Regions from separate parts of the Homo sapiens genome. Here regions 1, 2, 3, 4, 5 and 6 are each linked to region 7. The links are chromatin contacts, found by Hi-C in ENCODE. All regions are on one chromosome and are shown on one strand. The core of a region is the stretch at or near the end of the contact, and the rest is flanking DNA. Distances in the headings are between cores, read along the strand shown.

The links. Hi-C counts contacts between places; a loop is a spot of excess contacts on that map. Pooled maps may share reads with other maps.
Region 1: a pooled map shows a loop between it and region 7 (10-fold over the local background). The contact joins the promoter of ZNF146 here to the promoter of ZNF235 in region 7. A Hi-C loop is called at or near these places in 4 of 50 pooled maps.
Region 2: a loop to region 7 is called in a pooled map, with 17 times the contacts of the local background. The contact joins the promoter of ZNF568 here to the promoter of ZNF235 in region 7. A Hi-C loop is called at or near these places in 5 of 50 pooled maps.
Region 3: a loop to region 7 is called in a pooled map, with 7 times the contacts of the local background. The contact joins the promoter of ZNF345 here to the promoter of ZNF235 in region 7. A Hi-C loop is called at or near these places in 2 of 50 pooled maps.
Region 4: a pooled map shows a loop between it and region 7 (13-fold over the local background). The contact joins the promoter of ZNF260 here to the promoter of ZNF235 in region 7. A Hi-C loop is called at or near these places in 5 of 50 pooled maps.
Region 5: a loop to region 7 is called in a pooled map, with 15 times the contacts of the local background. The contact joins the promoter of ZNF567-DT here to the promoter of ZNF235 in region 7. A Hi-C loop is called at or near these places in 5 of 50 pooled maps.
Region 6: a pooled map shows a loop between it and region 7 (21-fold over the local background). The contact joins the promoter of ZNF461 here to the promoter of ZNF235 in region 7. A Hi-C loop is called at or near these places in 5 of 50 pooled maps.

What each region holds. Positions count from the first base shown.
Region 1 is chr19:36,213,781-36,216,480 of GRCh38, forward strand. It overlaps ZNF146 (zinc finger protein 146), which reads left to right and starts at 1,326. Exons shown (of 4, transcript NM_007145.3): 1 at 1,326-1,416. ZNF565 (zinc finger protein 565) reads right to left here and starts at 885. Exons shown (of 5, transcript NM_152477.5): 1 at 842-885. RefSeq lists enhancers at 840-1,269, 1,380-1,569.
Region 2 is chr19:36,914,961-36,917,857 of GRCh38, forward strand. ZNF568 (zinc finger protein 568) reads left to right here and starts at 1,372. Exons shown (of 7, transcript NM_198539.4): 1 at 1,372-1,631; 2 at 2,619-2,688. It overlaps ZNF829 (zinc finger protein 829), which reads right to left and starts at 1,331. Exons shown (of 6, transcript NM_001037232.4): 1 at 1,051-1,331; 2 at 170-291; 3 at 5-62. The coding sequence starts at 207. RefSeq lists enhancers at 967-1,016, 1,077-1,456.
Region 3 is chr19:36,849,579-36,852,311 of GRCh38, forward strand. It overlaps ZNF345 (zinc finger protein 345), which reads left to right and starts at 1,298. Exons shown (of 3, transcript NM_001242472.2): 1 at 1,298-1,390; 2 at 2,252-2,326. It also overlaps a transcript of ZNF790 not described here. RefSeq lists an enhancer at 821-1,060.
Region 4 is chr19:36,526,916-36,529,615 of GRCh38, forward strand. It overlaps ZNF260 (zinc finger protein 260), which reads right to left and starts at 1,356. Exons shown (of 3, transcript NM_001166037.2): 1 at 1,304-1,356. RefSeq lists enhancers at 653-1,363, 1,104-1,733, 1,364-2,072, 1,884-2,083.
Region 5 is chr19:36,685,871-36,688,776 of GRCh38, forward strand. ZNF567-DT (ZNF567 divergent transcript) reads right to left here and starts at 1,579. Exons shown (of 4, transcript NR_110708.1): 1 at 1,398-1,579; 2 at 816-936; 3 at 1-145. ZNF567 (zinc finger protein 567) reads left to right here and starts at 1,742. Exons shown (of 6, transcript NM_001322917.1): 1 at 1,742-1,764. RefSeq lists enhancers at 1,549-1,598, 2,159-2,798 and a silencer at 1,799-1,858.
Region 6 is chr19:36,665,428-36,668,127 of GRCh38, forward strand. ZNF461 (zinc finger protein 461) reads right to left here and starts at 1,410. Exons shown (of 6, transcript NM_153257.5): 1 at 1,263-1,410. It also overlaps a transcript of ZNF567 not described here. RefSeq lists an enhancer at 1,587-1,716.
Region 7 is chr19:44,303,555-44,306,282 of GRCh38, forward strand. It overlaps ZNF235 (zinc finger protein 235), which reads right to left and starts at 1,471. Exons shown (of 5, transcript NM_004234.4): 1 at 1,417-1,471. RefSeq lists enhancers at 1,254-1,807, 2,384-2,728.

The DNA of each region.
Region 1 (2,700 bases), core at 76-2,575, 8.1 Mb before region 7:
GAGCCACCACACCCGGCCCTACATCCACTCCTGAGACACAGGACACAATCACAGACACCTCTATACCTTTCCAGTCACAATATCTTTCCAGTCACAATCACACACCCGCTAAGACACACCCAGTCACACAATCTACTCTCCACTGTGATACAGTTACTCCCGTATAGTCACAAGCCCCACACACCAACACCCACAAATGCCTCATATAGTCACAGTCACACACCCACTCAGGGGACACACGCCATCACTGGTACTTTACGGCACCCAGTCACAACTGAACTTTCACTGTGGACATACACACAGTCACACTCACACAAGCAACCCACACAAGCAGTGGCACCCCACTCCCGCATACACAGCACCACACACATACACACAAACACACACACCAAGGGATACAGGAATACACAAGCGGCGTCACCACACAGTCACAGGCACAGGCAATTGCACACGGCCACAGTGTCACACAACCAAAACCACGCACACACCTTGGAGACATGAATCACAACCGCACACCCGCAGTGGTCACACAGTCACAACTGTACTCACACCCCAGGAACAGGGCGAACAGGCCACATATACAACGGGGACACACGCAGTATCACCCCCGGTCACAAGGACCCTGCACCCCGATACTCTCTATCACACATGGTTACACAAAAACCACCAGACACCCTGGAGACAGGCGGTTACACGTGCACAGTTGCAGACACCCACACCCAGCCACACAGCCACAAAGACACATTCAGAACGGCGCATCCGCAGCCAGCTCCCGCCTGCGCGCACAGATTCGAGGCTCCGGACACGCCCCGGCCCCGCCCAGGACTCCCAGACCCCTCACCTTCTGCCTCCCCTGGTCGCGTCCGGGTCCTTGCGGAGCTAACTAGCTCGCCACGACGTCAAGAACGACGTAACGTCAGGCCGCTGTGGGCTCTGGGAATTGTAGTCCAGAGCTAGATCGGCCACGGACAGAATGGCGTTCTCTTATCTCTGAGTCGGGGCCTGGCTCGTTTTGACATTTTTGCGCCCACGAGTCTTCGGAGAGGGCGTCGCCACTCCAGACCTTCCAGCAAGCTTGAAGTCATCTGACGCTAAAGGACTACTTACCTCAAGAGCTCCATCGTCACAGAAGGAGGCGGCCAAGTTCGCGGGGGGAGGGGAGGAGACAGAGAGTCGACCAGTAAAGCCTCAAGGGAAATGTAGTCCAAGGCCTGAGAAGCGACGTTGCTGGTAATAGAAGGTAATTCAGTACCAGCCTGGGCCTGGCCGCGGTGACCGAGGCGGGCCGCGTCGCGGAGACTTCTGGGAGTGCTTCCTCGCTCTCCGAGTGCGCAAGCGCAGCGCACCGAGTGGACATTTTGGTCTTTGTCCGCGGGTCAGTACGGCCCCTGGGTCCACGTGGCGCGAAAGTAGGAGGTGGGATCTGGGCGTCTCGGGTCGGTCGGACCGGGGAGGTTAAAGGGGAGGATTCCTGATCTTTAGGGGCGCGGCGCGAGGGCAGGGAGTGGGTGTAAGAGCTTCTGGCCTACGTGCGGGGCGGAGATGGGGGCCTCTGAGGCGGGTTTGAGCGAGTGTGACCGAGTTTGTCCTCAAAGTTTGACCTGATGTTTGGGATTGTTGAGTGAATGTGAAACTGGGTGCGGGATTGTGTGTGATTGTGCCTAAGAGGGAGATGTAGGAGACCAGCATTGAGGTATAACGTTTGAGCTGCACTTCCCTTGTCGAAAGTGCTGATAATTATAACGGTGCCATCTTCCTGGAGCGTCTTTTTTACTTGAAAATTGAAGGGGTGGAAAAGCTAAGTGGTGAATAATTTTAAAACGAGTTTTTATATAAAAGCATTTCTTTTTAATTGGAGTGGCATGCAAATCACCGTGACTTTTTTTTTTAATTAAACGAGAGTGTTTCGAAGGAACTTTAGTTTCGGGGTGCCTACTTCAGACTATTCAAATCCCCATCTTTGGGGTACTTAAATAGGGCTGTTAAGCAAAGCCCTAGACTAAACAGCATTGTACGCTTTGAGAAGCAATCCCATATAACGGCGCCCAGGATGAGGGAGTCAACGGTTTTAGGTTAGGCACAGTTATCCTCATTTTTTGAAGAAAGCTTAATTGTTGCAGTGTTTATCTATGAGTCTGGACTAAATCCTAGGTGTCTTAATTCCTTAATGAGTCGAGGCGTTCTCAGGTTGTATGGATTTTGTGAAGTAATGGAGAATGCTACTGACGTCTCCAAAGATGCGTTTTCTAAGGAAATCACCCCGCCCCCGCTGTCGTCATTGACATAGTTTTAAATTACAAAAAGTTAAATAAAGTAATTGGGTACCAAGTTAATATCTATAAATAAATAGCCTTCTAATTTACAAATATCAGTTAGAATACATAGTTGAAGAAAACTAATATTTACAATAGCAGTAAAAAGATAAAGTATTGTGGAAGAAACTTAAAGGTTCAGAACTATTAGGAAAGAACTTTAAAATACTACTAAGGGGCATAACAAATGTGAACAAATAAATATACCATGTGACATTAAGAAGTGTGCGCAAACTTAAGTGAATGTATTAATTTACTGTGATCTTGGTCGGGTGCGGTGGCTCATGCCTGTAATCCTAGCACTTTGGGAGGCCGAGATGGGTGGATTACCTGAGATCAGGAGTTCGAGAGGAGCCTGGCCAACATGGTGAAACCCTGTCTCTACTAA
Region 2 (2,897 bases), core at 122-2,621, 7.4 Mb before region 7:
ACACCTTGGATACTGCTTGTAGAAGTTCATCATGCATTCTTTCCTCCTCTTCTGGGTGACACCTGGAGAAAGGTAAAATTGGGAGAGGGAAGAGTAACTGTGAGACACCAGGTTTTTCTTGGTACCCAGATTAGTCAAGTAAGAGTTCTTCCCCAGCCCCATTACCCACCACACATGAGGAATGGAGATCAGAGGAGAATGGGGCATTCTGTCCAATTCCAGTGGCTCAGGGGAAAGGTTGTGTTCACTGCTGTCCAGGGTTGGAATCTGACCAGACCTCAGAGAGGTTTCCTAGAGACAGAGTTCTGGAGTCACAATCGCATAGTTGACAGGACCCCATACTCATACACAGAATGCCACATACATTTAGGGACAGTCACACTTAAGGCGACATGCACGTCTCACCTGCCCACAAGGAGCCACACACGGCAACACAGTTACAATCACATACACACCATAGGAAACACACAATTACAGCTGCACAATCGTAGGCACCCCACACTGTCGCAGAGTCACAATCACACATCACCACGGGAACACACAGCCACAACCCCCACAGTGACAGGTATCCCATATCCGCACATAAGCCGCAGTGTTATTATCTCCCAGACAATTTCACAACCTCCCCTCTTTTTTTGGGGGGGTGGGGTGGGGTGGGGACAGAGTCTTGCCCTGTCGCCAGGCTGGAGTGCAGTGGTGCGATCTCGGCTCACTGCAACCTCCGCCTCCCGGGTTCAAGTGATTCTCCTGCCTCAGCCTGCGAGTAGCTGGGATTACAGGCGCGCGCCACCATGCCTAGCTAATTTTTGTATTTTTAGTAGAGATGGGGTTTCACCATGTTGGCCAGGATGGTCTCGATCTCTTGACCTCGTGATCCTCCTGCCTCGGCCTCCCAAACACAACCTCCACCTTTCAGGCCGCTCCGCCCGCAGGGGCCCAAGGCGCCAGCTCCCCATCGGTCTTCGGTATCCTCACCTAAGCCCTTTCCAGTCATCCCGGATGGGAACTTGCAGACCTGAGCCAGTTCTCCTGGGGACCAAAATATCTCACCTCCCAGATCTAAGGGTCCCGCCAGGAGTGACGAAACGTTCGAATTCCTGCGAGAAAAGTGGCAGGCCACCAGGCCCTCTGGGAAATGTAGTCCAGAGCGGGACCCACGCCGATTCCTGTCAGCTCCTCGCCTGGGCCCACCCGAAACGGCTGCTCCCTCAACTCTCAACATCCAGCCGAGCCTCGGAGTTGCGGGTCGCCGTAGCGCTGCGCAATGGAGATGAGCCTCCCGGGGAACCCGGCCCAAGCCTCACCCTCACACAGGAAAGCAGATGTGTTCTGGCCGGAAGTTGAGTGGGGCCGCGGGGCCTGCTGGGAGGTGTTGTCCTCGGAAACGTCGCTGGCGCGGAGGGATGGTTCGGCGCTTTAGGCGTCTGTCACAGACCTATCTGCGGGTCGCCTTCACCCAGCATCTCAGAAACTGCGCGCGGGATGAACATTCGGGTGTTTCCGGCAGGTGACGCTGCCGAGTCCCCGCAGCAGGGGGCGAGCAAGGGACTCGCGGTTGACGGGACACGGATCCTCTAAGGCCCAGAGTGTCCCGAGTAGCGGCAGTGGGGAGTGCTCAGGGTACGCTAATGGTGAGTGGTTGCAGTTGATGGGACAAAAAACTGTGATGGGAGTTAGTGTGGGTGTGTGGTTGTGTGTGTGAGTGTGACGGCACGAATAATCTGATGGGGTGATTGTGATATTTGGTTGCGCGGGATTATGATGAAATGTGTGATATGTGTGTGATTATGATTAAGGCTGTAGCGAGTGTGAACGTGGCGAAGTGTGCGTGATTGTAATATGTCTAGTAGTTCTTGTCTTGAGCTGGCTTTTCTGTAGCATTTGGCACAGTTGGTAACGGCTTGAAAAACACTTATTTGTTTTCTACTGATCCTCCCTCCTTGTTGGCCACTCCTCTGTAGTCTTCTTTGCTGTCTTTTTTACCCTAGTAGCCCTTGGCCCTTTGTAATTTTCCACTATTCCTTGGCGAACTTTTCAGGTTCATTATTATCTTATGACTTGCTGCTTTTATGTATGTTAGTTAGCTATTGCCATGATAATAATTATGTCTAAAAACCACCCCTGAACTCAATGCCATACAACAGCAAGTCCTTACTCTCCTGTTCACAGGCTTGCGCATTGACTGTGTTCAGCTGATCTAGGTGGGGCTTGGCTGAGTGGATAGGCTGCGTGACGAGTTAAGATCTGCGCCGCATGTGTTCTTTCAGGGTCTCAGGCCAAAAGGACATTTGTTGCCAGGGCATGCTCTGCTCCTGATGGGTCACCAGAGCGCAAGAGAGATTGCCTCAACCAGAGCAAGTCACATGGCTAAGCCTAAAATCAATTATGCCCACAGTTGGAGAGCAAAGTTACCTCGCAAAGAGTATGAATAATAATCTATTAGAGGGTGTGAGGAATTGGACTAAAATTCCAGTCTACCACCTTAAGAAACATACCTCTTTATCCTGGTGAATGCCTTTTAGTCCGGGTTCTCTTTTGTCTGATAATATTGCTTTTCAAGTTTTATTGTATTTCTTAAGAATTTCATTTTCTAACCCCCTTGTGTCTTTATGTTTCAGATCTGTGTCTTGTAAAGAGCATATTGCTGGGCTTACATCCGTTTATCTTGTTTGACTGTTATTTTAATAGGTGAGTATAGTTCAGTGGCATTTATCATGATTGCTCATAAAAAATGTTTTATTTTCTATTACGCCTTAAACATTTTTGATTGACATATAATAGTTGCACATATATCTTTTTTTATTGTGCAAATTCACCTTATCCCTTTTTCTCCCCTAGGTTGGTTTCTGCTATTATCCTTTTTTAATATGCATGCTTAACAAAACTCAACCTTAAGA
Region 3 (2,733 bases), core at 48-2,547, 7.5 Mb before region 7:
TTAAATGTTTACATAAAAAATGCTATTTTATTATATCAGTAATGGAGCTTCCCCCCTTTAAAACTGCTGCACCAGGAAGATACAACCTTGTTATCACAATTTAAAGAGAAAATGAGACTTGGAGGTTCAGATTCCTCCACAGTCATAGTATCAGCTACCCACGCAGTGACCCACATTCAGGTGATTACACACACTCATACACAGATCCATACACGATCTTGCCCCCCCCACCTCCACACACTCAATATGACCTCCCCACGCCCAAAGCTGCACACATCTTGACCTCACTTCTCTCACACACACACCAATCTGACCCGCACGCGGTTTCTTTCACTCAACTACCCAGACACCCCTCATCCCACCAGCACAAGCAGGCCCACCGCGGTCTCACACACACTCGAGCCTTCCTTTGCCCAGTCTCACATGCATGACTGGGATCGCGGATTTGTCCCCTTCCGACTCCCCATGCTGGTTCGGTCCCAGACGCTCAGGTGCCACATTGGGGTGCGCTCTCCCGGCTCCTCCACACGCTACGCAGCTGCCCGCCTCAAGAGCGTCTGCGTGCTTCCAGCGTTAAGTGGAATTCCAAGCAGCCTCCGGGGCACAGTTAGTCTGGTCACTGCGGCCAGACTGCCGCCTCAGGACCCAGAGAACGCAGCACACTTTAGTTGGGCCCATCTATCCCCGGCGAGGCTTGGACTACGTTTCCCAGGAGACCCTGCGGTCCAGTATGTCTCCCGAGGAGGGGCGGAAGCCCGGGAGCCGCCCTCTGAGGCTGGGCGGGGTGAAAGAAAGCTTGCCCCAGAGGACTTAAACAGGCAAGAAGGACTTGGTTAAAGACTATTGCAATAGTCAACTTCCAATACAACAGCAGCTGGAGATTTATAGCTAACGGGCTGGGTGAAGGAGTTAAAGGATGCTAAATTACTAAGAGGAAGTTAAGTATCAAGAGTGGGGGGATTGTTACTAAACTGGCTTAGCTGGATTCTTGCTGAAGTGCTGTTCGCAGGCTATGGAGGAGGCCTGGCCAAGCAAAAAGGGCTCAGAGGAGCCTGACTAAAGCTTGGTCTAGGGACTCCTTGTCAGGTGAGACTCCCGGAAGGCTCCGATGGGCAGCTCACCTCAAAGAGATAGTTTTGTTGGTGCCAGAGTCCGCGCCAGGGGAATCGGGATGGCTGGGCTGTAGCTTTCGGCAACCTGTCGCTTTCTGGACTACACTTCCCAGAAGCCTCTAGGCCCAGGGCACTCTCCCGCGATAACTAGATTGTCTCTTGAGGAGTGGGCGGGATCTTCCCGCGGATTTGGGCAAGCGGCCTTGGGGCTTTGTGAGATAGCTAGGGTCGACTTGTGTGGATTCTAGTAGAACGGAGCTGACCCTATCCGAACAGGCGTAAGTGAGGCGGCTCGGAGCCTGGCGCGACAGGAACTCCCGACCTGTGTGGGCTGCGTGGGGAACAGGCTAAGGAGCGATTGTGAGGAGTGTGTACGGTTGTGACTGGGGGCGTGTGTCTGTGCGACCGTGTATGGAACTGTGAGGGCGGGGAGGAGGACTTTTTGTTTATGTTTGTGCGGGTGTGAGTAGAGTTTAATTGTGACCGGGTTGGGCACTGTGTTTGCGAGTGTGAGGTTCCTGGACCGCGGTTGTGACTGTATGTCCCCTTGGGGTGTGTGTGTGTGTGTTTACTACCATTTGCCGAACTGTGTGTAGTATGCCTTAATTTTGAGGTTTGTGGCTGCTTCCGTGTGTGTGTGTGCGCGCGCGTTGGTGATATTGTTGATGGAGGGTGCGTGTGAATTTGTTGTCATTGTGACCCCAAGGTGTATGTCACTGGGAATTTGAGAGATGCCCACGGACTCTGTGGTTGTGTCCGTGTCTACCCCCGTGGTGTGTATGAGTGTGTGATTGTGTGTTGTGTTTAGGTTTGGGGTGCCTGTGACGTTTATGTCCCTGCGGTGTGAGTGAGTTTGTGTGACTATGTGTCCGTATAGCCAATGTAGGTATGGGGAGTCTTTGTCTTTGTGACTTCAGCCATTGGAGACCCCTGTGAGCTCAGGGACAGGTTCTGCCCAGAACGGCATTGACCCTACCGTTGTCTGTGATGCCCGGATTAAGCAGGATGCCCTAGACTTCTCTGACCTTCCTCTGTAGGTGATGGGCAGTAGGGGCTGAGCAAAGATAACTTCTGACATAGTCAAACCAACTCCCTCTCAGAAGAACCTGATGTTTCCTGACTGCTTTCTCCTTCCTCAGCCCTGCCCTGCTTGGATAGAGGCCTCCGAACAGGAGTAAAGAATGGCTGTTGAACATCCACAAGGCACCTGCAAGGTAGCTTGTCCTGTCCTCTTGTTTAAGAAAAATCCCTTTTTCTTTGTCAGGACATAGTTGCTTTCCTTCTCTTGAAAATTCTTGCCTATGAGATGACCTGATCCCTGGAGTTTCCATTTTGAGAAAATGTGGTGTCTTCAAACCCCACCTCCCACACCTGATTTTCCCTTACTGATTTGTCAGATGGTTTTAATTTTTCTTTTTCTTTTTTTTTTCTTTCTTTCTTTTTTTTTTTTTTTTTTTGAGACAGAATTACAGGCGTGAGCTGCTGTGCCCGGCCTTATCCTTCTACTCTTGATGGACATTTGTCTTGTAATTTTTGGCTACTACAGGCAGTGTGACTATGATCATTTTGTGCGCATATTTTGGTACACATTTGCTTGCATTTCTTTAGAATATATACCTAG
Region 4 (2,700 bases), core at 106-2,605, 7.8 Mb before region 7:
CTTAGAAGCCTTCTCTAAGATGTAAGTGCCTTAGAACCTGGCTAGACAGTGCTATAAATTGCTGAAACAGGTACAGAGGGGAAATAGATGGAGGCAGACTGCAGGAAGAAGGAGCCCTTTAGACATAAAGAGCTTGAAGTTCCCTGTAACTTCCAGGTGGACTGCACATTGGGCAATTAGATAATATGGATTAGGAGCTCAGGACAAGCCTCCAGCAGAAACAGACATTTATTAGTCATCTGTATTAGATGAAGCCATGGATGGCAGTGTAATGTTGTTGCTGATAGGAGTACTTAGATGATCAAGGCCAGAAACTTAGAAACACCAATAGTTAGGGGAAAAGCAGAAACTAAGTCCTGTCTTCTTTGTATCTTTTACTTTTTCTGTATATTTCAAAACTATTAACCCTGTTACTTTTTTATTTTATTGAAAAATATGTTAAGAATAAGTGTGACAAGATACTTGAATATGTTGATATGTTAAGAATAAGTGTGACAAGATACTTGAAGATAGGATACTTCTATCTTTGTATACACAAGAAAAGAATTTCCCCTATATTTACAAAAGGCTGGGGAAACCCTGATTAAATTAGGAGTGAGATTGCTGCCCTCACTGACGAACTAGGGAGTTTCTTGACCTCTGCGCTAAAGGCAGGACAAGTAGCTTCCAAATTCTGTGCCGTCTGCGCTATTGGAAACTACCTCTTAAAGATATTCCTTAGTTCAGGGTTTCTCCAAGCAACTGCACCAAAGTTTCTCCAAAGTATTAAGAAAAGTCAATGCCTACTGGGTGTACAGGCACCCAGTAACAAGTTTTTCCGAAATCTTGCCTCTTTAAAAAAATAATGGAAAGGTAATGCTGATTTTGTTTTCTACTCCACAATAGGTCTGCTTTTATATAAAAAATCACCTTTAAAATTACTTATCCGCTCAATTCCTTAGCCTTTTCCGTTTCCTATTTTCCAGAAAACGCATCTTTATTATTTTAGAAATGAGAAAAGTGAGGCTTAGAGGTTACTACCTCACAAAGCCATCCGTCCATCCTCACAAACTTGGAACCAGTTTCTCACTAACTCTGCACCCTCAACACCCCCTCACACTCTCGGTCACCCACCCGCGAACCCACCCGAACTGTACCCCTGCCCCCAGCCACACAAGCTCGGATCACCGCACATCATAGAAGGCGATTCCTCCCCTCCATACTCCCAGCCCCGTCGCAGGCACTGCAAATCCTCCCCTCCAGCGTCCCTGGCCCGTTTCAGTGTCCAGAAACCCAAGTCCCACAGGGCCGAAACCCAACTCACCGGCAGACAAAGACGACCATGGCAAGTCGGAGATTCCGCGCCTGCGCACTCCTTCCGCGGGCAGCGCTCCCAGAGGTCTCCTGGGCTGGGCCAGGCCCCGACTCAGAACCGGACGGAATCGAGAGATCTTGGCCCGTCCTCCGTGCCACTCTTTTGAGGGTAGACTACATTTCCCAGAAGGTTCAGCGGTTTGAGTCAGCTTTTCGCGCGAACTTTTCCTCCGCCAGAGCTTGTGGGACTGTCTCCCTGGCCGGGGCAGGGGTGTAAGGCCTTAGTCTTAGTTTACTCTATCCCTGGGATTGGGTAGTGGTGTAACATCAGCTTAAACACGCTGTGCTGACTTTATGTAACAGCCACGGTGCGATACTAAGCCAGGAACCCCAGGAGACTCTCAGACACGGTTCGGGAATGAGGGTAATCCCTTTGGCTGGGCTCAAGCCGGGCGCCATCTTGCTCATCGCGGGCGTGGCGCTGAACTACATTTCCCAGAAGGCGCCGCGCCCTCGGCCCCTCCCCTCGCGACTCCCGCGGCTCGGGGGAGAGCTGCACGCGACCCAGGTGCTGGCCTCTGAGCGGGTCGGCTCGGAGACTACAGGATCAGGAGGAGGTTGGAGGTGAAGCGTCTGGAATCCGGTGCGGAGGTTGAGACTGAGTATTAAGTCTGTTCAGGCGGAACGCGCCGAGAAGGGCGGTTGTGAAATTGTGTTTTTGTGAATGTATGTCCTAGCACAGTGTGTGTGTGATTGTGATTGTGTGTGACACCTTGTGTACGGATGTGGGGAGGACTCTGCGGGTGTCCCGTGAGTCCCTGTGTTAGGACTGTTATTGTGTGACTGTGTAACGCTGTGTGAGGGTGTGGGTTAGCTGTGACTGTGTGCCCGCGGTGGGTGTGTGATTGTAACTCTGTGACCATATGTTCGTTTGTGTGCAGATATAGGGAGCTTTGTACTTATGTAGTTGTGACTCTGTGTCCTTGTGTGGGAGTATGGAGGGTGGGTGCTTGTGACTTTGTGTACAGTGGTGGGTGTGTGACTGTGAAGCATTGGGTGTGCGTGGAGTTGAGACTGTGTTTGTGTGTCTTTGACCAAATGTCACACATAGTCATATGTGAGAGCAGAAGACAGCTCGGCCCCGTGATAGTAAAGGGGATTTTTCTATGACACTGAGTTTTGAGTTGGAAGCCCCAGTTTCCTCTGATAGCCCTCCCATGGCGGGGGAGGGGAACGCAGAGTAAGCTCTGGCCTTGTCATTTGGGCCCTAGGGGAGGTGTATTGTCTCCCTTCTCATTTCTGTCCTCCAAGAGAGGTTCCCCAGAGGAGAGGAAATAACGGTTGTGATATCTAAAAGCCATGTTTAAGGTGCCTTGAAGTTTTCTCTTTGTTCCTGAAATGCTTTAT
Region 5 (2,906 bases), core at 329-2,828, 7.6 Mb before region 7:
CAGCTGTCAGCTGTTGGCCTGGTGGAGGCTGGATGGTTCAAGATGGTCTCCCTGAAATTTCTGGCCGTTGTTGCTCACTGGACCTCTCTCTCCAAGTGATCTTTAATGCGCAAGCAAGTTGCTCTTAGCCTTCAGTCATGGTGGTCTCAGGGCAGGAAAAGGGGAAGAGAAAAAGCTGCAAGACTTCCTGAAGCTTTGTCTCAGAAGTCTCACAATATCACTTCCACCACATTCTATTGGTCAAAGCACCTCACAAGGCCCTGCCTAATAGTAACCTAACCACTGACTAGCATTTCAGGAGGAGAAAAAATACTCCCTTGCTGAAAAACAAAATCAAAGAGAACAAAAATAGAAAATACAACAAAACTTCCTTGACCTTGGTTTTCAGATATGCTCAGCAATGGTTCCCTTTCCTCAGGGCTCTTAGAGAACCTCAAGGCAAGGGAGAAGGGGTAAGGAATCATGAGACATCAGACCTTTCTTGGAACCCAGATTGGCTAAATTGGAAAAAATTATTGCCACCACACGAGCTCTCATCATCTACCATAAACATACTCAGATGGAAGTAAAAGGGAGATGGGAGTACTGCTAACCCTTCTTAGTATTCAAGGGAAAGGCCAGGGTCACTGATATCCAGGACTGGGGACTTTCTCAAAATTCACGTTAAGTCTCCTGCGGAGACAGCTCTGGGAATGATGTGGATCACATGGAACCTGACCTCTGAGAGTTCCCAAGGGAGAGCCTCTGAGGAAGGAATCCTACTCCTAGGTTCTCCCCACGACGTCTTCCCAGAACTCTGCTTAAGGGACACTTACAACTCGAAAAGCCTCGTTCCGAAAACAGGTCTGTCCTTTTTCTGTTTGCAGATTTTATTCCACCACTCGATTATCCCTTCCCTTTTTGATGGCCATTTCACTGCAGCTGGGGTCTATACAGCTATAAAGCGGGAGAAAAAAGGAAGCTGGGAACTCAGAGATGCAGAGCCCAAGAAACAATCGAGTCTAAAACTGCCGCTTAGGTGGGCACTCCGCCAGGATCCCCTGTGTCAAACACCAGGCTGAGAACTGGGGACAGGTGTGCCCTGAGAAGACAACGCGGGCCATGCTTCATTGCAAGATGACTCTGCTTAACATAGGCATGGATCATAGTCCTCACAGGCACATTGGGGAGATCTTCGACAGACCCCTCAGTCCCAACATTAAACACAGCACTGCAGAAATGAAGCTTTACCCGTTACACACACAACACCACAGACCTAAAAGGCTCTTCCATCACACGGCCACAGCAGCACTGTCATGATGGAAGGTCTCAAACCCTACAGTGTCACACACCCGACAGCCGACCACGGCCACCCAAAGGTCCCGCATCCGAGCAGGGACAGGAACACAATCACGCACCTGTCGCAGCCTCCTCGCCGCGCACACCGCCGCCTTGTCCTGGCATCAAACACACACGCACAGGTGCATACACAGGCCCGAGCTACGGCCCTGCACACCCTGTCTGCGTCCCGGGAGCTCGGGGCTTCCTCACCGTGAGCGCCGCCCTCATCCCAGCCACGCACTATGAGAATTTGGAAGGGGAACCAGAGATCAAAGTTCGAAAACCGCCCGGGCGCCTGTGGGAAATGTAGTCCAAGGCCGGAAACGCCCGGATGTGGAGAAGGCGCGCGTAGCCGGTGGACAGCAGGAACGCGCCGCGGAGACACCTGGGAGGCATCGTCCGCGTGGGAGTGCGCATGCGCAGACGCCCGGCCGGCAACCGAAGGTGAGGCTGGTGGGTCCCGCGGGCGCGGAGAAGGCGGGTGACGGTGTGACCCGTAAGGAAGGCTGAGGAGGGAGGCGGGAGCCTGGGCTGGGGAAAGCAAGAAGGGAAGAGGAGCAACCTGGGACGAGGAGTTGGCTGGAGGAAAGTGCGAGTCCGGGCCTCAGAGAAGGCTGGGAGGGAAGCAGGAACCAGAGCGCGGGCCCGGGAGCACCTGAAGAAGGGAACCGGTTGCCCGAGGCGGGGGGTGAGCTCCCCAGTGGCAGGAATTTCGTCTGATTTTCGTCCCCTGGCTCCTGGAGCACGGCCTGGCACACAACAGGCGCTCCGTGTGTGTGTGTGTGGCTTTTCGTACCTGTCCTGTGTGTTGTGGTAGGGGAATGTGTTATTCTGTGTGACGTTGTGGAACCGGTTGTTTATGAAAGTGATAGGGTCCCTGCGTGTCTTAAGTTTTAATTTAAATTAGATGCGAGTCGATTTGTGTTTGAGCCTGTGTCCGACTCTGGAGAGGCGACAGTGAGGGCATTGTGAGTGAAAGGTTGTTACTTTTTGTAGAAGTTCTGTGAAATTGTGCACGACGTGGGGGCCTATGGGATTATGACTATGTAGTGGGTGATACAGCTATGAATATGCCTAATTTTAAAAGTATTTGGTGTACACGACCTATGATGACTGTGAATGTGGCACACTGTGTGACTTAGGTGGAGTGCTTGAGAAACCGAGTGTTGACTAAAGTATGCATTGTTTAGATTGATTTATGAGTATTGGGCATTTTATATATGCCTGTAGAATTTGACTCTGGTAATTAGACAAGTAAAATAAGTAGTGATTTTTTTTTTTTAATGGAGAGGAAGAGGCAAAATAATTTTCAGAGGGTAAGATTGGGCCCATGCGGGCCGGGCGCGGTGGCTCACGCCTGTAATCCCAGCACTTTGGAAGGCTGAGGCGGGCCGATCACGACGTCAGGAGATCGAGAACATCCTGGTTAACATGGTGAAACCCCGTCTCTACTAAAAATACAAAAAATTAACCGGGCGTGGTGGCGGGCGCCTGTAGTCCCAGCTACTTGGGAGGCTGAGTCAGGAGAATGGCGTGAACCCGGGAGGCGGAGCTTGCAGTGAGCCGAGATCGTGCCACTGCAATCC
Region 6 (2,700 bases), core at 160-2,659, 7.6 Mb before region 7:
AGGCCGGGCGCGGTGGCTCACGCCTGTAATCCCAACACTTTGGGAGGCAGATGCGGGCGGATCACGAGGTCAGGGGCTCAAGACCAGCCTGGCCAACATGGTGAAATCCCGTCTCTACTAAAAATACAAAAATTAGCTGGGTGTGGTGGCGGATGCCTGTAATCCCAGCTACTCGTGAGGCTGAGGCAGGAGAACTGCTTAAAACCCGAAGGCGGAGGTTGCAGTGAGCCGAGATCGCGCCACCGCACTCCAGCCACGGTGAAAGAGAGAAACTTCGTCTCAAAAAAAAAAAAAAAAAAAGGAAGTTGCAGAACAATGTGTATTGTGGCCAAATCTCAGAAAAAAAAAATCAAACACATAGGTACATAAGCATACTACATATGTGGTGTTTTTCTGAGGCTGTAATGATAAATGCGGGGTAGCAATGTGATTTTCGCTTGTGTTGTGTGTGTAAATCTACAGCTAACTCCTCAAGTAGTCAGGAAAGGATGAGAGATGGATGAATGACAGATCTCTGGAGTGGGGCGTCCTGAGCCTTAGATGTGTGCACAGGAGCGGGGTGAGGTGAATGTGCGTGTGTCTGTGTGTGAGAGACCAGAGTTGACTGAGAGGAGTGGAAGCTCTCTGCCTGATCGTGTGAGCCTGAGGATAACGTGAATGTTTTTTTGTTTTTTTTTTTTTGAGACAGTTTCGTTTCACTCTTGTTGCCCAGGTTGGAGTGCAATGGCGCGATCTCGGCTCACAGCAACCTCCGCCTCCCGGGTTCAAGCGATTCTCCTGCCTCAGCCTCCCAAGGAGCTGGAATTACAGACATGCACCACCATACCCGGCTAATTTTGTATTTTTAGTAGAGGTGGGGTTTCTCCACGTTGGCCAGGCTGGTATCGAACTCCCGACATCAGGGCATCCACCCGCTTCGGGCTCCCAAAATGCTGGGATTACAGGGGTGAGCCACCGCTCCCGGCCTGTAAATGTGCTTTTTCTTTCACGTAAATAAATGAGATTTACACAAATAGCCATTCACAATCATGGTCACAGTCACCTACAAACCCCATTTACACAAATGATCAGGCACACAATCACACTGTCACTAAAGCACACCCACGCACCAGGTCGCTGTCCCAACAGTAACACACAGCCCAAAGAGAAACCCTACTTCCTCACGCATTCAAAACACACCCACCTAAGGGCTGATCCCGCACTCAGAGGCCTAAAACTATAGACATTCCCTTCCGCGGCACTGGTGAGCCAGGATTTCTTACCTTCAGCATTCTCAGGGAAGGCTCTGGTCCAAGCTCTGATTCGGATTCCAAGCGAAGCCACACGCCCAGCTCTTCCTTCTCCACCGGCCCGGGACATCCTTACCTGCCTCTACCCGGAGACCATTCCTGCGAGGCTCCTACCGGAAGTAGCTGTGGACAGCAGTGTCCTCTGGGAAATGCAGTCCGAGGGGAGAGCGCCTGGGGTGGAGCGGGTGTGTTCCGCCGGGCTCCGGGATGCACTTGCGCAGTTTCACCCGAGGCTGGAGTGACGCCAACCTGTTAATGTTCGTTTTCGGATTCTGGACTTCGGGTTCCGCTGAGGACGGATTTCGGAATAGGCACAGTGGCTGCCCCGAACCCCTCAAGGCGGCCTCCGCGGGCTGTGGCTGAAGATAATTTTCGGCGGGCGCGGACTAACCCGGCTTCCCTTTGTGGAGTTGTGGTGAGAAAGGTGTTTTGTTGTGCGCGTGTCCGAAGGTGACTCCGGAGGAGAAGGTGGATATGAACTGACGGTGAGGGTGTAGCGCGTGAGATTTGTATGTGAAACGATTTAAAAAAAAATTTTTTTTTTGGCCGGGCGCGGTGGCTCACGCCAAGGCGGGCGGATCACCGAGACCAGCCTGACCAACATGGAGAAACCCCGTCTCTACTAAAAATACAAAATTAGCCGGGCGTGATGGCGCATGCCTGTAATCCCAGCTACTCGGGAGGCTGAGGCAGGAGAATCGCTTGAACCCGGGAGGCAGAGGTTGCGGTGAGCCGAGGTCGCGCCATTGCACTCCAGCCTGGGCGACAGAGCAACTCCTTCTCAAACAAACAAACAAAACTGTATGTCATATATTTGACTCCATTTATTTATTTATTTAGAGACAGAGTCTTCTTGCCCTGTTGCCCGGGCAAGAAAAAACAAACAACAACAACAACAAAAAACTGTACGTCATATATTTCACTCAACTTTTTTTTTTTCTTTTTTTTTTTTTGAGACGGAGTCTCGCTGTCGCCCAGGCTGGAGTGCAGTGGCGCAATCTCGGCTCACTGCAAGCTCCGCCTCCCGGGTTCACGCCATTCTCCTGCCTCAGCCTCCCGAGTAGCTGGGACTACAGGCGCCCGCCACCTCGCCCGGCTAATTTTTTGTATTTTTAGTAGAGACGGGGTTTCATCGTGTTAGCCAGGATGGTCTCGATCTCCTGACCTCGTGATTCGCCCGCCTCGGCCTCCCAAAGTGCTGGATTACAGGCGTGAGCCACCGCGCCCGGCCTCTTTTTGAGACAGGGTCTTCATGCCCTGTTGCCCAGGCTGACTGCGGTGGCGCGATCCTAGCTCACTGCAGTCTCCACCTCCTCAGCTCCTCCCGCATCCACCTCCCAAAGTGCTGGGATAGCAGGCGTGAGCCACCGGGTCAGGCCAAAACGATTTATTTTATTTTTATTTTTTTGGT
Region 7 (2,728 bases), core at 221-2,720:
ACACAGTTGCACACGGCTTAGTGAGGAGAACGGGAGCTAGCTCCCAGCTACCCCTCGGCCCCCTCAACCAGCTGCTTTTGTTCATGAACATTTCATATTAACAGACCTAAATCAAATACAGCTCTCTGTGTACTCCTTCTGAACTTTAGTTTCCAAGGAAATGAGACACAGACAGGCAGGGGAATGTAACAGAGCCAAAATGCCTGGCTTCAAATTTTGGCATTTCTACCTATTTTCAACTGATCAGCAGTATAAACCTTAAGCGAATTATTAATCTCTCTGTGCCTTAATTCAGTTACCTGTGAATGGGGACAATAATAATGCCTGTATTCTCTATTTCCTGCAGCTTCTGACAAGCAAGTGCTATTATGCTTCATAAAACTGCCCTTTTGAGTATGCTTTCTAGAAAATGAATCTTTTAAGAAACCCAGAACTCAAAAATAATTGCTCTGTCCTGTGAGTTACCATTACCCTCAGAAAAGTCTGTAACTGTGATTGGTTGTCTAACATAATTAGTTCCGTTGGTAATGATAGTTAAACTGCCACAGGTTTTTTTTTCCTCCAACAGATGTAATTACTTGCAAATGTTACTAAGCTGGAGGAGCCTCAAGAAAGTCTCTTTTTCCACATGCATGAAAGCAATGACTAATAAAAACCTAAAACTCTCTAAGAAATGGTGTTACACTTAAGTTAACCACACGGGATTATTGGTTATAACCACATTATACTGAACATTTATTAGGGCCTCAGGACACCTCTGGCACTCTGCAAATCCGTAATGACGATCGCTTATCTGAGATAAAACACACAGGACATTCCCCAGGCTCCGCTGGAACTAATTCCTGTCTCCTAAACAAGAGGCTAGAAAAGTCCAAGAATCCAGGAACGGCCCCACATCAGGCAAGGATTAGAGAAGGGACAGCGGCTCCGTAGCTGGATCTCCTAGACTCAGAGGAGTTTCCAAACAACAGGCGTCTTTTTCAGTATTATAACAGAATTAACGGTGGCATCCAACATTTTCCTATGCACTGGTTTTAAGCTTATTTCTATAAAACCTCATTTAATTCTCACAAGAACATCACTGGGAACGCACTAACCCTTTACAGGCACGAGGAAACTGAGACAAGGAGAGATTAAGTAACTTGCCCAATATTTTACTGCGAGGAGCAGGCAGGACTGGCTGGTAGGTGCGTGAGGACGGCTAGGGCAGCAGACCCTCAACCTCGAAGGACGACGCGAGCCCGCCTCCCACGCAAGAGGTTCTGCCGAGGGGACGCAAACTCCCGCAGCCTCCCAACCCCGCCCTCCAGCGCTGGCCGCGGCTTCTCTTCCCCAAGCCAAGGACGGGTTCATTGCTGGCCCCACGCCTAGGCAAAGAGGGCTCGGAGAAGTCTTGGAGACCCGGAGCTGACTCACCTCCCTGGGAGATATCTCAGATCCGACCTCGCCTTCCTGGAGCGGAAGTGCCTCCGAGTGCCCACGGTTCGTGGACTCCACTTCCCAGAATTCCTAAGCGGAAGCGTCTCAGAGTTCTCTCACTCCTGGACTACAGTTCCCAGAATGCTCCAAGGGCAGCGCTTCCCACCAGCTGGGCTTTGTTTTGACTCAAGCCGGTTGGGTTTGAGCCACTTCTCTGGTGCTACTACTGTGAGATTCGTTTTTGTTTTATTCATTTTTAAAAGCTCATGAGAAAATAATTGTAAAATTTTTAAAGTGATGACATATAAAAATGAAAAGTGCAGCTTGTATTATTAAAATAAGTTAGAAACCAAAATTTTTCGCAGAAGCAGAGGGTAGGCTAAAATGGGAAGCGTAAAAGTGACTTAGGCTGAGCTCCGATGGACGCTGAACGTTAAGGAACACCAGATCTCAAACTTGTGTCAAATGCCGGCTCCCCAAATATCATCAACTCAACCTGTTGATAAGACAAAAAACAGAATTTATTGTTGATTGCAGTAATGGAGAACAACACTTCGACGGAGCGTTGGCACCTTCACAGAGCAAAGTGTCAAGGCAAGGTTGGAACTGATTGAGAACTGGATGTTTAAGGCGGGTCTTTCAATGCAAGGGATTTTATTAGTATTGCATAATGATCATGATACTACAGTCCAGGATTGGTGGATATAGCAAGGATTTTTGAAGCAAAGAATCTTAAATTGCAATCTATTGACACTTTCTTTGGAAGAGATTGAAAATTTGATGGGTCTCTGTGGAAGTTCCCATAATGAACAATTAAACAGTTTGCTTGGGCAGGAATCTCCTGGAATAAAGGCCTGCTGATGAAGACAGCTGAACAATCATGTTAGTGCCGAAAGTAAATTGTGATGAAACGGGAAAAGTTCACTTCTCCCTCTCCCAGGGCATGTGATGGGGTGTGGCTCGCTTCTTCGTGCCCAGCCGCTCAAACCTCTAGGGGAGCATGCACACGGGCAGGTTGTAGGGCTCCAACCCCACGGCAGTGTCTAGGGGTGAATGTTTACAGCTCCTGAAGCCCCAGTGGGCGTGTGTTATAGGGTGCTTTTTTAGTTCAGCCATCTGTAGGAGGCTTGTGTTAGCTCAATTAGACCCCTGACTTATCGCAAGCAAGAGAGGGCTTTCTGTATCCCAGAGGTTCTTGCCTTGGTGTACCAGAAGAATCGCATCACACATAGGCTTGGAGAAAGAGTGCAAGGATTGGAGAAACCTTGGAGAACGATTTGTAAGTAGCTCTCAGCAGAAGGGGGAGCCA